2 separate regions of the Mus musculus genome follow, and region 2 is linked to region 1. A link is a contact called in ENCODE POLR2A ChIA-PET data. All regions are on one chromosome and are shown on one strand. The core of a region is the stretch at or near the end of the contact, and the rest is flanking DNA. Distances in the headings are between cores, read along the strand shown.

Evidence for each region. ChIA-PET counts read pairs that join two places held with the same protein, here RNA polymerase II (POLR2A).
Region 2: POLR2A ChIA-PET joins it to region 1 with 11 read pairs in embryonic stem cell. The contact joins the promoter of Tmem95 here to the enhancer-like site in region 1. POLR2A ChIA-PET finds 5 or more read pairs at or near these places in 2 of 5 experiments (Patski and embryonic stem cell).

The regions. Positions count from the first base shown.
Region 1 is chr11:69,781,699-69,788,968 of GRCm38, forward strand. Zbtb4 (zinc finger and BTB domain containing 4) reads left to right here. Exons shown (of 4, transcript NM_029348.2): 4 at 1-2,328. It overlaps Chrnb1 (cholinergic receptor, nicotinic, beta polypeptide 1 (muscle)), which reads right to left. Exons shown (of 11, transcript NM_009601.4): 8 at 5,183-5,406; 9 at 4,009-4,181; 10 at 3,352-3,499; 11 at 2,338-3,063. The coding sequence ends at 2,923. Among named protein-coding and RNA genes, the nearest start is that of Chrnb1, 11 kb to the right of the region's middle. Within about 2 kb of position 3,238, at least 1 of the 3 ENCODE cell types and tissues checked has a DNase peak (open chromatin) inside an H3K27ac peak, as active enhancers do.
Region 2 is chr11:69,875,281-69,882,550 of GRCm38, forward strand. Tmem95 (transmembrane protein 95) reads right to left here and starts at 2,775. Exons shown (of 7, transcript NM_001195710.2): 1 at 2,567-2,775; 2 at 2,260-2,316; 3 at 2,019-2,099; 4 at 1,901-1,921; 5 at 1,681-1,761; 6 at 1,507-1,594; 7 at 774-1,434. The coding sequence starts at 2,738. The coding sequence ends at 1,404. It overlaps Kctd11 (potassium channel tetramerisation domain containing 11), which reads right to left and starts at 5,705. Exons shown (of 1, transcript NM_153143.4): 1 at 2,984-5,705. The coding sequence starts at 4,930. The coding sequence ends at 4,232. Acap1 (ArfGAP with coiled-coil, ankyrin repeat and PH domains 1) reads right to left here. Exons shown (of 22, transcript NM_153788.3): 20 at 7,102-7,212; 21 at 6,702-6,751; 22 at 6,287-6,445. The coding sequence ends at 6,345. It overlaps Mir6924 (microRNA 6924), which reads right to left and starts at 6,814; the gene lies at 6,752-6,814.

The DNA of each region.
Region 1 (7,270 bases), core at 1,988-4,487:
GATTTCGCAATTTTGTCATTTGAAGGTGATCAAGTCTTGTCAGTTTGTGCCCTCTTTCCCCATGTGACCTGGGAAGAAGGGAGAAAGTGGGAAGCCACTGGTTCTGTGCCACAGCACGCAAGATTTAGAATTTTACAGACTCTAGCTCTATATGTAGTGAGGACCCAGATTTAGAGAATCTGACCACTATTTATCTCCAGATTTGTGTGTGTTTCCAATTCTCTAGGCCAATAAATCAACAAGACAAATGAACTATGCTCACAGCGGGATGCCAGATGCGATCATTTGTGTGACTGGGGGTAGGGGGCAGGCATTTGTTGTCTTTGCTTGGCAGGGATCCTGAGACCTGTAGCCTACTCCTGACTCCAGGTGCTTCACTGTAGTTGTCTAGCCCCTAGGCTGCAGCTCACTTCTATCTGACCTCTCTACACAGAGATGCTAACTCTGGAGCTGGGGATGTAGCTCAGTCGGTAGAGAGAGGGCTTGAGTAGAATGCGGGTGTGTTTCTCAGCTCAACAAGATGGCACACACCTATAAAACAAGCGCTTGGGAGGTGAAGGTTAAGGGTCATCTTCAGCTACACATAGAGTTCCATAGCCCCTTTCTCACAAGGTCCCTTCTTAAAAATGCAGTGCTCCCCTGCCCCCACCTTTAGAAGCACCCTTAAGTGCTGTGTTCAAGATTTCTATGTCCCAGAATAACCTTTGCCTTAAGCCAGGTGCAGAGATTGCATCATTGCCATAAGAGCTCCTTACTCCACTCCTGTCTCCTTGGCTTCATCTTGCCTGCTGGGTCTCTTTATGGAGGAATAGCTGGGAGCACGAGTAAGGCTGGACAGGTAGATGAGATCTTGTCTGGTTTGAGTATCCTGACCAGAGTGGGTTGCGACTCATAAGCCCTGGCAAGTTGCTGTCAACAGCCGCATCTGGTCTCTCGTCACTATAGCTTTCTAAATGTTTTCAAGAGAAGCCAAAAAACCCAAATGTCTGTAAGGTACACAAACTTTAAAGGTACCAAGCTTCAACTACTTTTTTTCCTTTGAGTGTTTTGCTTGCATGTAGGTCTGTGTACCACACATATACGGTGCCAGAGGAGGTCAGAAAGAGGGTATTCGATCCACTGGGGGCTGGAGTTGCACATGTGGGTGATAGGAATCAAATCCTGAAGAAGAGCAGCCAATGTTCCTAACCTCGGAATCATCTCTCTCCAGTCCCTAATCCACATTTAAGATATCTTTAATCCTAGCATTCATGAGGCAGAAGCAAGTGGAGTTTGAGGCCAACCTGGTCTACACAACAAGCTCCAGGCTAGCCATGGTTACAGAGCGAGACCATGTCTCGAGGCTGTGTACCGTAGTGAGTTAAAGGCCAGGTTGGACAACTTACTAAGACTCTGTTTCTAAAACAAAAACCAGGCTTGGTGAGATGTGTCTATAATCCCAGTTCTTGAAAGAAGCAGATGGATCAGGAGTTTAAGTGGTTCTTAGCTCTGTAGTGAGTTCAGCCAACCTGGACTGTATGAGACCCTGTCTCAAAACAAAACAAAAATTAAAGCTGCACTAGTGGTGAAAAACTGTGACCCCAGCATTTGAGAGGGTAAGGCAAAAGGGTTGCTGAGAGTTCAAGACCAGCCTGGACTATATCAAGACTGTCTTAAACAACAGTAACAAAACCATGAAGTCAAAAATGAAGGAAAAATAAGGTCTGTTAAATAGCTCAGAGGTAGATGACTTGCCTACTGTTTGCAATTCTGGGTTCAATTCCAACTACTCTAAAAACAAACCAATAAATACTGTACAGCCCAAGGACATAGGCAAAAAATAAAACAAAACAAAAAAACCCAAGCCAAAAAAAAAAATGCACCTGTTTGAAAGCTCTGATATATACTGTTAGGAATTCTCTATGGGCACATACTACTACGTGCTCCATTTTACAGATATAACAACAGATAGTGAGTAGTTTAGTGGTTTGTGTGCCAGAGCTAGCACTTGAATAAGGTTGTGTGTGAGACAAGGTCTCATTCTATAACCTCGACTGGGTGAAACCCACAGCAGTCCTGCCTCAGCCTTCCAACGCTGGGGTTCTAAGTATGGGACACTATGCCTGGTTTGAATGAGATCTCTCAATATGTAGCAGAGGTTGGCCTTGAACTCATAGCAATCCTCCTGCCTCTGTCTTCCAAGTTCTGAGATTACAGGCATTCACCACCACTCCCCCCCTCCCCCTTTTTTAAATGTTTATTGCAAATGCTGACTTTTAGAAATAACCTTTTTTCACTCTAAAGGTGGTAATCATTGCAAAAAATAAATTTTAGAAAGTTAAAAATAGACAAAAATGATTAATCATTTTCTACATTTTAATTTTAATACGTGCAATTGTAGGCGATATTTATATTTCCTTCCAGATTTATTTTCCCTCTCTTCAACAAATGTTAAGCACTTATGGGCTAGGACCTGTACACATTGCTGGGGATAATTCAGTAGCCAACAGATCTCCTGTCCTCAAAAGGCTTACAGTCTACTACTTGGTTATAATTCTATTTCACTAGAGATCTAAGCTGTGACATTCTATGTAGTTTCAAGAAACAAACTCCAAGTGTGCTGGTTTACCAGGTCTGTGATTCCAACAATTGCTAGGCTAAGGAAGTAACATTGTTGGGAGTTTGAGACCAGCCTGGACGCCACAGTTCCAGGCTAGCCTGGGCCACAGAGTGAGACTCTGTCTCAAAAACAACAAAAACAAAACCGCAGAAGAACAAAACTCTAAATAATAAGTAGAAGGACATTTCGGGTGGGTCCAAGGCACCATGCTCAGCCTCCAAGTCTCACTTGAACGTCTTCCCAGAAACAAGATTCTTACAAGCGCCAAGCGCTATTGAGCTTGAGAGTACCTGCAGCATTTGGCAAAAATGACCGGAGGGTCCTCAAGGGAAAGGTTCAGGAGGGGGCAAATGGTACGTGGCATCTAGGAAAATGACTAGGGTCCCGACGCTTGTGAAAACGATGAATGTCCACAGAAAAAGACGGTCCACAACCATGGCCACAAACTGCCAGTCCTCCTTCAGCTAAGGGTAGACAAAAATAAATAAATAACTCCAGGTCTGGAGTTTTGGGGTGCCCACCCCTTTCAGTTTTCTGCCAAGGTATTGTTACTTGGAATGTGAGAAAAAGATAAGTAGCGCAAAAGTAAGGCTCCAGCTAGATATGAAAGCAAGGAAACCAGTCGGAAAGCAGGAAGGACAAACCAAGCACACTTCCAATCAGAAACGGAAGGGCCTGCTAAAGGCGGAGCTTAAAGTTAAGGGTGGAGCCGAGGTCCATGAGCCCACAGGCTCCAGACTCTTTGGACTTACTGCGTCGTGGTCCTCCTGTTCCTGAAGCTGTCGGGCCATGTAGCTGATTGAGGAAATGACCTCTCGTAGCTCCTGAGGCAGACCTACAGCCCGGGTTGGACCATCGATAAATCGTCGCAGGTCCGGGGCAGATGATTCAGGCTGAAACCTGTGTGTGTAGGGTGGGGACTGTTTGACCACACCCTGGGTTCAAAGAGAATGTGAAGTTCCCGTTGACCTGTCAACCCTGCTCCAGCTGCCTCCTCCAACAACCTTCCGTACCTGGGAGAGACCTTCCGACCTCTCCAGACTTTTGCAAGTTTCTGGCTCTTTAAACTTTTAAATGCCACCTTTTTACAATGCAAGCACAGACAAGGTTCCTACAACTCCCATGATGCTAGGCCACATTACCTTCCACTGTCTTCTGGGAGCTGTAGCTCTCCCTTGCCCAAGTGATTGATTAGTGTAGGTCTTTTTTTGTTGTTGTTTTTTGTTTTGTTTTGTTTTTTTGTTTGTTTTGTTTTTCGAGACAGAGTTTCTCTGTATAGCCCTGGCTGTCCTGGAACTCACTTTGTAGACCAGGCTGGCCTCGAACTCAGAAATCTGCCTGCCTCTGCCTCCCGAGTGCTGGGATTAAAGGCGTGCACCACCACACCCAGCGACTAGTGTAGGTCTTACCTGTTAAGTTTAGGGAAAAGAAAATCACTTGGAGGCTTCCGGATGAAATATTCATCAGTTCCTCTGCCCCAGCCACTTCTTGGAGAAAGAGAGTGATGTGGTTCAGGGAGTTGGTCTCTCTCGGGTTTGGGCCTCTTCAGACCCAGGTATGGAGGGAGCTTGTGAATGAAGATCTATACAGTAGAAGTGACATATTACAGAGGGCTTTAATGCTTTCAATCACAAAGAAAGCAGCTAAGGATTCACACCCCAGATGTCCCTTCCTGTACATGCGCACTCACAGTACTCCTGAGCTACACTGGCAGAACCTCTACTGCACAGCTTTAGGGCTGGACAGATAGATGGCTCAGCAGTTAAGAGCACTGACTGCTCTTCCAGAGAACCCTGGTTTCCAGGGCCACATGGTGGCTCACAACCATCTGTAAGTCTTAGGCACGTAGGTAGTACATATATACATACATGAAACAAACATTCATTCATGTAAAAAATATATGTGTGTGTATACACATGTATATGTGTACACACACACACACATATATATATAATCACACACCACACACACAATGTATATACACTTTAAAAAAGAGCTCTTTTAGGTCAGATTTGGTGCCTCACAACTTTAATCCCAGCACTTGGGAGACAAAAGGCAGGTGGATCTCTGGTCTACAGAGCAAGTTCCAGGACAGCTAAGACTACAAAGAGAATCTCTGTTTCAGAAAGTAAAAAAAAAAAAAAAAAAGTCTTTAACAGGCTGGGAGGCATCCTGATTTTTCGGGTCCAAAGTCTTCTACCCTGATGGCATCTAAACCTGAGAATGTTTCCTTGGGCCTCCAAATGAGCCACATGGGTGAAGAACATGGTAGATCTATGAAATGATGAGCGTGGGAAGGGAAAATAACTGTGCAGTGCTTCACCACTCAGCAGGCTCGGCCCTTCACCATGCCAACTGCAGCTCTCCTTAAGCTCTGAACGCCAAGTACAGCTTGGCGAAAGGCAGGAGCAGCATCTGGACACAAACCCAAGTGCAAGAATGCCTTTCCTCCCTTCTTTTATTCTTTCTGTCATTTGCAGACAGGATCTTACTATGTAGCCCAGGCTAGCCTCATCTTCTCCCACACCTGACTGACTGTAAGAACAGGAATTGAGACAGATCGGATGCAGAGAGCTCTCCTACCTGGCGGACCCAAAAGGGCATTTGGTGGGTGTGGGGTGAGCGATGATGCAGGTTGAGGACCACAACACTAAGGATAACGGAGAAGGTGACAAGGACCATGGTAAACATGAGGTACTTGATAATGATGGGCACCGCCAGGGAGGTCTCAGGCACTTTGTCGGCCAACAGCAGCAAGAACACAGTGAGCGTCAGCAGGGCAAAGATGGAGAGCCCCATCTTCTCTCCTGAGAGGCAGTGAAGGCAGAGGATTAGTTTTTTGTTTTATATATATATATATATATATATATATATATATATATATATATATATATTTATTTATTTATTTTATTGAGACAAGGACTTTCTGTGTAGCCTTGGCTGTTCTGGGATTTGCTGTGTAGACCAGTCTGGCCTCAAACTCAGAAATCCTGCCTCTGCCTCCCAACCCAAATGCTGGGATTAGAGGCGCGCACTGACACCACTAAGAAGGATTCGTCTTTACCAGAAGGACATCTCTATGGCATAATCAAAGGTCATGTCTCCAACCTAGGGGTAGGCTTTTGGAAAAGCCATTTGTATGCAAATCTCTCTCACCCAGCCATTTCTCAGACTTCCTCTGAACACCAGGCTCACATTCAGATGCCGACTCATTTTGTTGTTGCTGACTATCTAACGGACATCACAGAACAGTTGGGCCTGGCACAGTTCTGTATCCCAACTGCTCTCAAGGCTGAGACAGGAGGATTGCAAGTTCAAAGCCTGCTTCTGGGCTACAGAATAAATTCAAGGTCAACCTGGACTGCTTAGGCAAACAGGGCTGGATGAGGCTGAGAATCCAAATGAACTGATGCAATGCTAGCCTTGCTTGCTTAAGACCCTGGATCCAATTCTTAGTACCAGAATTTTTTTTTTTGAAAGGAAGTTGGGATGTAGCTTCCATTATGTTATTATCTTTCTAGTATAAAGTAAACTAGGTCTAGCATGGCGTCCCACCCATCCTAACACTTTGGTGATAGAGGCAGGAAGATCATGAATTCAATGCTAGCTAGCCTCAGCTACATATGGAGTTCAAGGCTAACCTGGGCTACATGAAACTCTGTCTGGAAATGAGACAAACACACAGACATACAGACACACACAGACACACAGACACACAAAGAGAAATGCTGCTATTTCTATGGTCTGTACGCCTCTGTCATTGGCTTCCTAACTTGATCCCCTTTCCTTCCTCCTTTACTTTTTAAAATTATGTTTGGTTTTCCTCTTTTTTAAAAAAATTTTAAAAAGATATATTTATTATTATACATACGTACACTGTAGCTGTCTTTTAGATGTGCTAGAAGAAGGCATCAGATCTCATTACGGATGGTTGTGAGCCACCATGTGGTTGCTGGGATTTGAACTCAGGACCTTTGGAAGGACTGACTATGTATTTCAGACTGGCCTCAAATTTAAGATGATCCTCCTGCCTCACTTGCCTGAGTATTGGATTATATTATGCACCCCCATGCCTACCTTTGTCTATCATTTTGAACCTCTCTATTTGGCCAATGTAGATGATAGCCTCTCATTGGAGGGCCGTTGTGCTTGCAATCTCTTCTACCTGGCATGTTCTTCCACCAGAAACTTGAGGGCTATTCCCTACCCACTTAAAGCCAAATACTTGCTTTTTGTTGAGGCATTTGCTAACACCAGGTTTTACTCATATTAAATTCTTCTATTTTTATTTTGTGTATATGTTTGTGCACACATATGCACATGTACACATATGGCAGAGCAAGAGCCATGCCCAGAGGACAGTTTTCAAGAGTCATTTCTCTTTCCTCATGTGGGGATCAAACTCAGGTCATCTGGCTTAGCAGCAAGTACCTTTCCCATTTTGGTTTTTGAATGGTCTCAGGTAGCCCTGACTCTCACTGGAATGTACTATACTATAGTACTATATAGTACAGTAGTCCAGGCTGGCTTCAAATTCACTGAGATTTGCCTCCCACATTAAAGATGTATACCACCATCCCCAATTTTTATTTATTTACTCATCCCTTTTTATTCTTTGGGGCTAGGGACCAAACTCAGGGATGCTGTGGTTTTTTTTTTAAATATTGATTT
Region 2 (7,270 bases), core at 1,525-4,024, 93 kb after region 1:
TCCCTGGTCCAAAAATATACAAACCATCACAGCCACCAAGCCCGAAGATCTGAGTTCAGTCCAAGACCCTCGTGGAGGTAGAGAGACGTGATTTCTGCACATTGTTCTCTGATCCCCACACATATGCTGTGGTCTACAGAAGCTTACACACACACACTAAACAACATTCAAAAACAAAATTTGGAGCTGGCCCCCAATTTTAATCCCAGCACCTCTAGAGGCAGAGGCAGGCAGATATCTCTGTGAGTTTGAGGCCAACTTGGTCTACGAAGTGAGTTCCAGGACAGCCAAGACTGTTACACAGAGAAACCCTGACTCACAAAGGAACCCTATCTCAAAAGTTAAAGAGGAAAGGCATGTTGACCCCAGTGGTTCTAACCAGGTTGTGGATGCATCATACTAACCAAGGCTTCACATGGGACGATTTTACTCACCCGGGGGGGGGGGGGGACACAAGCAGGCTGTTTAGAGGCTGTCCAAGCCACTCCAAGTGTGCCCTCCGGACACCCAGTTTGAAAAGTAGATGGAGGCTGGGATCCCATATGAAAAGCTCCCAGTGCTCCCACGAGAACTTATGTCTTCATTTTCCATCTCCTGTCATCCAAACCCCAAGCCCCCAATACAGAGAAGACCGGTACCACCAGAATTCCTCCACCATAAATTGTTGACATTAGGACAGGATTTTCCTGTGTGTCCCAGGATGTCTAGCAAGCTGCCTTGGTCTCCACCCACTAGCGCCAGCCACACATTCCTCCAATTAAAACAAAACTGACTCCAGACATTGCTAAATATCTATTGGGGGGGGGGCACCTCTAACAAGAATTCCTAAGAATTCCCATCCCATCTGCCTGCCCAAGTTGCAGATGGAGTCAGACAGGAATGGAAAGCATCACACAGCAGATTTACACAGGCCCAGAAGGAGGGGGAGGTCCAGGCTGCACAATATTAATACAATGGAGGGACTGTATGCCAGCGGGTTGACTGATGTGGTCTCACCCCAGAGGGAGAGAGTTTTCCAGAACCCTCATTCCCGGATTCCGGATCAGTCATTGGAGGGCCTAGAGCAACATCTACAGGCCAACAGTCCCCCGCTTTCCGGGAATGGACAGAGGGGATGTGGGAGTGGTGGTGGTAAGCGATTCTTTCCTTCTGTAGATAATTTCCTGGCATCATCTGCTGCTCTGTTTGATTGGTGGAACACAGAAAGGGAGGGACTTTCCAGCTGTGGGTGCTTGGGTTCCTGGAGGCCATCTGACACGAATATTGATAGCAGAAGTCTGAGGTTTAGGGTCTGAAAGACTGAGGCTTTGGGGCTGGGTCTAAAAAGTGTTCCCACCCTAAGGGATGTGGAAATTGTGGGCACAGATTTCTTAGAGCTGGGGCTGGAAAAGCTGTCCTCCTCTTCACAAGTCTTTTGCTTGCAGGTTCAGGTACCTGAAAGGAGACAGAGGATGGGAGGCCTGAAGAGAATCAGGGAAGGGGGTTGGGAAGATCCCCACAACTCACTCCACTTGGAGGCTCACAACACCCGAAAGCAGGACAATTCCGAAGATACATAGGAGCAGAATCCTAGCGTCCCACAGATCGTGACTGTCTGCAAGGAACCCAGGAGACCGTGGATGATCCTGTGGATCACACCAGGGAACCTAGGGGGCCTTAGGAGGGTGAGGATTAAAGAACCTGGGTAGCAGTGCTTTTGGGGCCAACAAGACTCCTCCTTGCCCTCGCAGGTGGAGCAGTTGTACAGGATGGTGCTGCCCCCTGCAGGAGACAATAGGAGCAGCGCTGGCAAGCGAAGCCACCGCCTCCAACCCCTTCCTCCCAGCCGCCCAAGCTCCTCAGGCCGTCGCCCTACTCTCTTCGCTCCCCAGGGGGCTCCACGGCCTTTTCTTTTACTCACGGCAGACAGGAGCACAAAGAGCTGCAATGAAAAGCAAGGAGCAGTGGCTGACTTGTTCAGTCATGCCCCACGGGGCTACAAATCCTAGGCGTCTCCTTGGTACCCTCCCCATCAATACCTTCCCTGGTGTACTGGGGGATCCTGGTCTTCTGAAGCCATTGCCAGTATAATGGAATCAAGGAGGTGGATCCTTTTTTCTCTGGAGAGGCACAGCACAGCTATATTGCCCTAGACCTCATCGGAGCTGCCTTCCAGGCCCCCTCCCAGATCGGTCCCTCTCTTCACCTCCCCTCCCCCCATATCCCGTCTCGTCTTGGGTCTTCCTAAGTCTCAAAGTGTCCGTTTTCTCCAGACCTCACCTATGACTCTCAGGACTCGGTGAGTTTTCTCTGTGACTTGCTTCATTGAGACCTCATCTGTGGAGATGGACAAGAAGGAGCTAGAGTAGGCTCTAGAGTTTTGGGGGGTTTTGTGTTGTCTTTTGTTTTTTTGTTTTCCTATTTCCTAGGGCACAGAGTTCTTCCAAAGAGAGAGAGAGGCTAGTGTGTCCAGAAAGGGCTATGGACTGAAGCAATGGCTGAGATGCACAGCTAGGAGCTCGGGCGCCAGCCCCCTTAGGATCCAGTGGTGACTATTGCTGAGCTAACCTTGCATATCTGATATTACCTAAGGCAAAGGCCGAGAAATCTGGGGAAGCCCATTCCTTCCATTTCCACTTCGGCTTCGTCTGGTTATTGAGCTGAGCCAGGCGGTTTGCCAAGGCATGATCTTGGAGACGACAGAAGATACAAGCCTTGGCCACGGCCAAGAAAGCCCCACCCAGAGCCAGCACCCACATGAAGCCTGCTGGGGTATGGAAGGAGTTGGACCCCCTCAGACCAGGGAAGAGTCAGAATTCTCTGAGATCCAGATTCTGACCCTTCATGTCGGAGGTTCTAGACTGATCCAGAACAATGCCATTGTCTTACCCCTCGGCTCCGGTAGAGCCACCCCTGGGCCCCCAAGAACTGGAGGCTAAAACGTATCTCTAGGACGGATAAATCAGGGTTTCTGTTGCAAGGGGATAGTGGCCTTTACACGTCATGGTTCTGAAAGCAATTTATTTTTCTTCTTGTAAGTCACAGTGATAGATGAATGACTCCACCCAATGATGACCATGTTTATGTGTGTATCCCATCCGCCCAGGAACCCAGAAATGCTATCCTTCCCACACCCTCCCCGACTCTCCCAACTCTAGCTCCTGGCTGCCCAGGACAGCCTTAGGCCTTCCTTACCCAGCTATTTCCTAGCAACAGGCTCATGGTTGTCTCAGCAACCAAGAGCTCCCAGAGGTCTCAGAGGCCCAGCTAAGCCCAGAGGCTTTTACCTCTCATAGGAAGGGCCTAGTGTGACTCAAACTCAAACAAGGCCCTCCTGCCTACGTGGCAGCGCAGGCATAAACACACATGCAAACACACACACACACACACACACACATACACACACACCCTATGATTAAACTAAATCTGAATCTGCTTTTACACATACCACAGAAGTACCTGAGCCTGGAGAGTTTCTAAGCAACCCCAAACAGGCCTGGACAGGCCAAGATCACAGAAGGACCAATACACAAGCACAGGAGTCAGCAACACTGATGGGAACCAAGACAGCAGGGAGCCAGGCAGCATCAGATCTATTGACTGGCAGGCGCACACACATGAAAGAGGCCTCTGGACACCATGGTCCAGCCCCACTTCCATACAGGATCCTCTGGAATTCCAGAAGGGAGCTCTAGCCCCCGTGTTGATGGAGGTTCTCCTTGCTCCCTATGTCACCCTAGGATGGAGTGTCCCACAATAGGTGGCTTGGAACATAGTAAAGAAACCTCCCAGAGAGTCCTGGCCTCTTAATGGTTACTGTAGGATAAGATGTCAGCTCCAGTAAAGGAAACCACAGTCTAGGGAGCAGGTTACATTTGATAAGTCAAAGTCCTCCCACCTAGTGCTCAACCCGCCAGAGCTCTGCTAGGTTTAGCCTGGGCAAAGAGGTGCTATCTTACTTTGCCACACTTCTGAATACAGAGGACCCATCCTCAAGCAAAAACAGGCTAGAGAATCCACGATGCTTTCCCAGGATAAGCCCCCGCGTAGACCTTCTGGACCATTCGTGAGTCTTGTGGGGTGGAAGGGGGCAGCTCGATCTGGGAACCCCAGCTCTAGGCTCTGGCCAGGTATGGTGGAATCCCTGACTTTCATAGCTACCACACCAGTACTAGAAAGAGGTTTTAGAAGAGCCACAGGCCCCTTGGCTGACTCATCCCCCTCCTCTGCAGTCAAGTGGAGGGCAGCACCCTCAGTGGCGCACAAAGCGCAAGGATCTAGAGTTCAGAAGGTCTTCAGGGTCTGGGAAGACAGAGTCCAGGCGGAAGCCATGTTCCAGAGCCACCCGTAGCACCTCCTCCAGGAATGTAGGCGTGTTCGCTACCTCCCGACGATCTTCTGGCCCCCCAGTCCACAGTGGCTGCAGCCCCAGTCTTTGATACTCTACTTCAGGGAGTTCCTGGGGGCGGGAGGCCCACTCTAGCCGAAAATGTGGACCTCCTTCTGCCCTGTCCCCAATGGCCACACCAAATCTGTTGCGCATGGCAGCCAGACACTCAGGGTCAGTGCAGAAGAGGTTGGCTCGGAAGGTGTCCACCTGGACAGAGCTCAGCTCATAGTGGTGGGGGCCCCTTCGAGCGGAGAAGTGCACCTGGCGGGGGCTGACATCTACATCTGCATGGAGTAGGGCGGCTGTGGATGCAGGTGTACCCCGAGAGGCTTCCAATTCCCGCAGGGCATCCAGGAGGGGCCGGATCTGGTAGAAGTCAGCCTCTGCCTTAAGAAGGGCAGTTTCTCCGTACCCACGGGGCAGGTCCAGACGGCCTAGCCGCAAAAAATTGAGGATGTGCCGGAAAGCCTTGCCATCCCTGTCGATGAAGTAATGGCCATCTCCTTGCGGGTTAAGGTTGGCTGGCATTAGGGTGTCAGCCCTAAACATGGCCCCCAGCATGGAATCTGGGAAGCGAGTCAGGGTCTCCAGTGTAGTGGAATATAGTGTTCCCCCCACATTTAGGGTCACGGGACCCCCAAAGGAAGGGGGTAAAGAGGACACAGGAGGGGGGGAAATTTTGGGTAATATAAGAGACAGGCAAGGAGAAGGAAAAAGCAGATATTTGGGGGTTTGGAAAGAATTGGGTGGTAACGTTCAGACTTGCTAAGTTGGAGGCAGAGGTTGGAGAACAAGACAGTAAAGTTTGTAGCTCACCCAAGCTACTTTGGTGGTGGTTGGGGGCTTCAGGACACAAAAATCCCCGAGAGGATGAAAGAACCGATGAAAGGAACAGACGGCAGCCAGACAGGATCAGGGAGCTTTTGGTCCAGACGCTTCTGATTGTGCGTGGTCAGCGATTCCCTCCTGTACTCTTCAGACAGTGGGTTTCCGAAATTCAACCAGCAGGTGACGGTGGTGAGCACCGGTCGGACGCTGAAAGGATCAGTTTGAGTTTCTGAGCTTTTGTAGTTGTAGAGTCCACGTCGGGTTCCGAGGACCTGTTCAGAGGCCCAGCCAGGGTTAGGGGCGTGTGTCCCAAAAGATGGAGGCGCAACTGATAGGAGCCGGTAGCCAGCAGTTCTGTATGGCTTGGGAGAGGCGATGCTCTTGCAGTCAGAGCTGAGAGTGTCCCGGGACTCTGTTGGGAACAGTGTCTCAGGGCTCGGGCGTTACCGCCTTCCTGGGTTGTCGCAGCAGGCACTGAGGTCCTCTCCACCCCCAGGAAGTGGCCTAAGGGCAGCGGTCAGTGGCCCTTTAAGCGACAGTCCCGCCCCTTAGCGCCCCGCCCTACGCCCCCGTGGGCTGGCCGGGCTCTGCTATGGGTGGGAGCCGGCCTTGCCAGTGCGAGAGATGGGGCGAACAGGCTGGACCGGCCGACTGGAGCGGGGGTGGAATGATTCACAGGCTTCGTTGCGGATGTGGCCGCGACGGCCCCGCGTTCCCTGCAGATGTGCATGACCTCACTAGTACAACTTAGTCGAGGATGGAGTCTCCAGTCCATCCTTCTAGTCTGAGAGAATCCACGTCTCCGGGTTGGATCCCGGTCGGGAACTCCCGAGGGGGCGGATGCTGAGCCATCGCATTCCCGGGATGCCTTCGGGCCATCCCAGCGAGCCCAGGTTCCCACGCGGTGGCTTCCCTGGTCCCCTGGGCTCGAAAGCCCCTCCCGCCAAGCCACCGGGTGCTAGTCAACTTCCTCCTTTAGAGAAACCCTAGCCTCTTGAGTAACCACGGCTACCCGCACCTGGGTGGCCAGTGTGCCAAACACTCTGCCGGGCCCCCAGGTGGCGCACAGTAAATGAACTAAGAAAGAAGCCAAGCTGAGAGACTTTAATGGAGACTTCAATGGGGCAGGGTGGGGAGGAGCCTGGAATCACAGAGTATGGAGGTCGTGACTGCGACGGCTCAGTTTCTCTGGGTCGTCCGACGCCATGAGGGAGAAGTCTCGGAATATGTCGAGATACGTCTCGTCTCCTAAGGAAATCAGAGGAAAGACTGGGAGGCTGGACAGCCGGGCTACACAGTAGGGGTGGTCCTGGCAGGGTAAGCACTTTAAAGTGTGGGTGCATCCTAAGTACAGTACCTTTGTTCCACAGGTCAGGCACGTTCGCTGTGCCCAAAACATGTTTGTTGAATAAACAATGGTATTAATGCAGTTGGGTACTAAGGGGTCAGGCATTTCGGTATGGACCTGGGGTCGGGGTCGGGGTGAAATACGTGGTTACTTTACCTGCCTGGCCCTGGGCCGCTTCAGCCTCCCTCATCTTTGCCAATCGTAGCCTGAAGGGTGGGGATTAAGGAGTAAAAGACCTGGAACTTCGCCAAATCCCCATCCTCTGTCCAATTCTTGAGTTGTGTCACTCCTTAAAAATGTCTGTCCATAACTAGTGCTTAAAGATAAAAGCTTACACTCACGAACATTTTTGCAATGTTGGTGTCCTAATAATGGCTCCCCAGGTGAACTCTCAGTATCTCACCCAACTGGTCCATGCTCCTGCTCCACACCCCTCTCCACACACACACACACACACACACACACCCCAGACCTCACCCTCCAAGTCAGGTTTTGACGTTAGTCTCACCCCAACGAGGACTGTCCAAGCATCAGTCTGCCCCTTCGGCATACTCACAGGGTTACGATGTCAGCATTAGTGGTTTCCATTGCGATAGTCAGAGGGTCCCTGCCTTCTGTGTCTCGAGCCCCCAGATCAGCACCCCGTTTCAGGAACAGGCAAGCGAGCCTAGAGAAGAGAGCTAAATTCAGCAACAGGCATCCCCCAATTTCACTCCCAGAAAGCT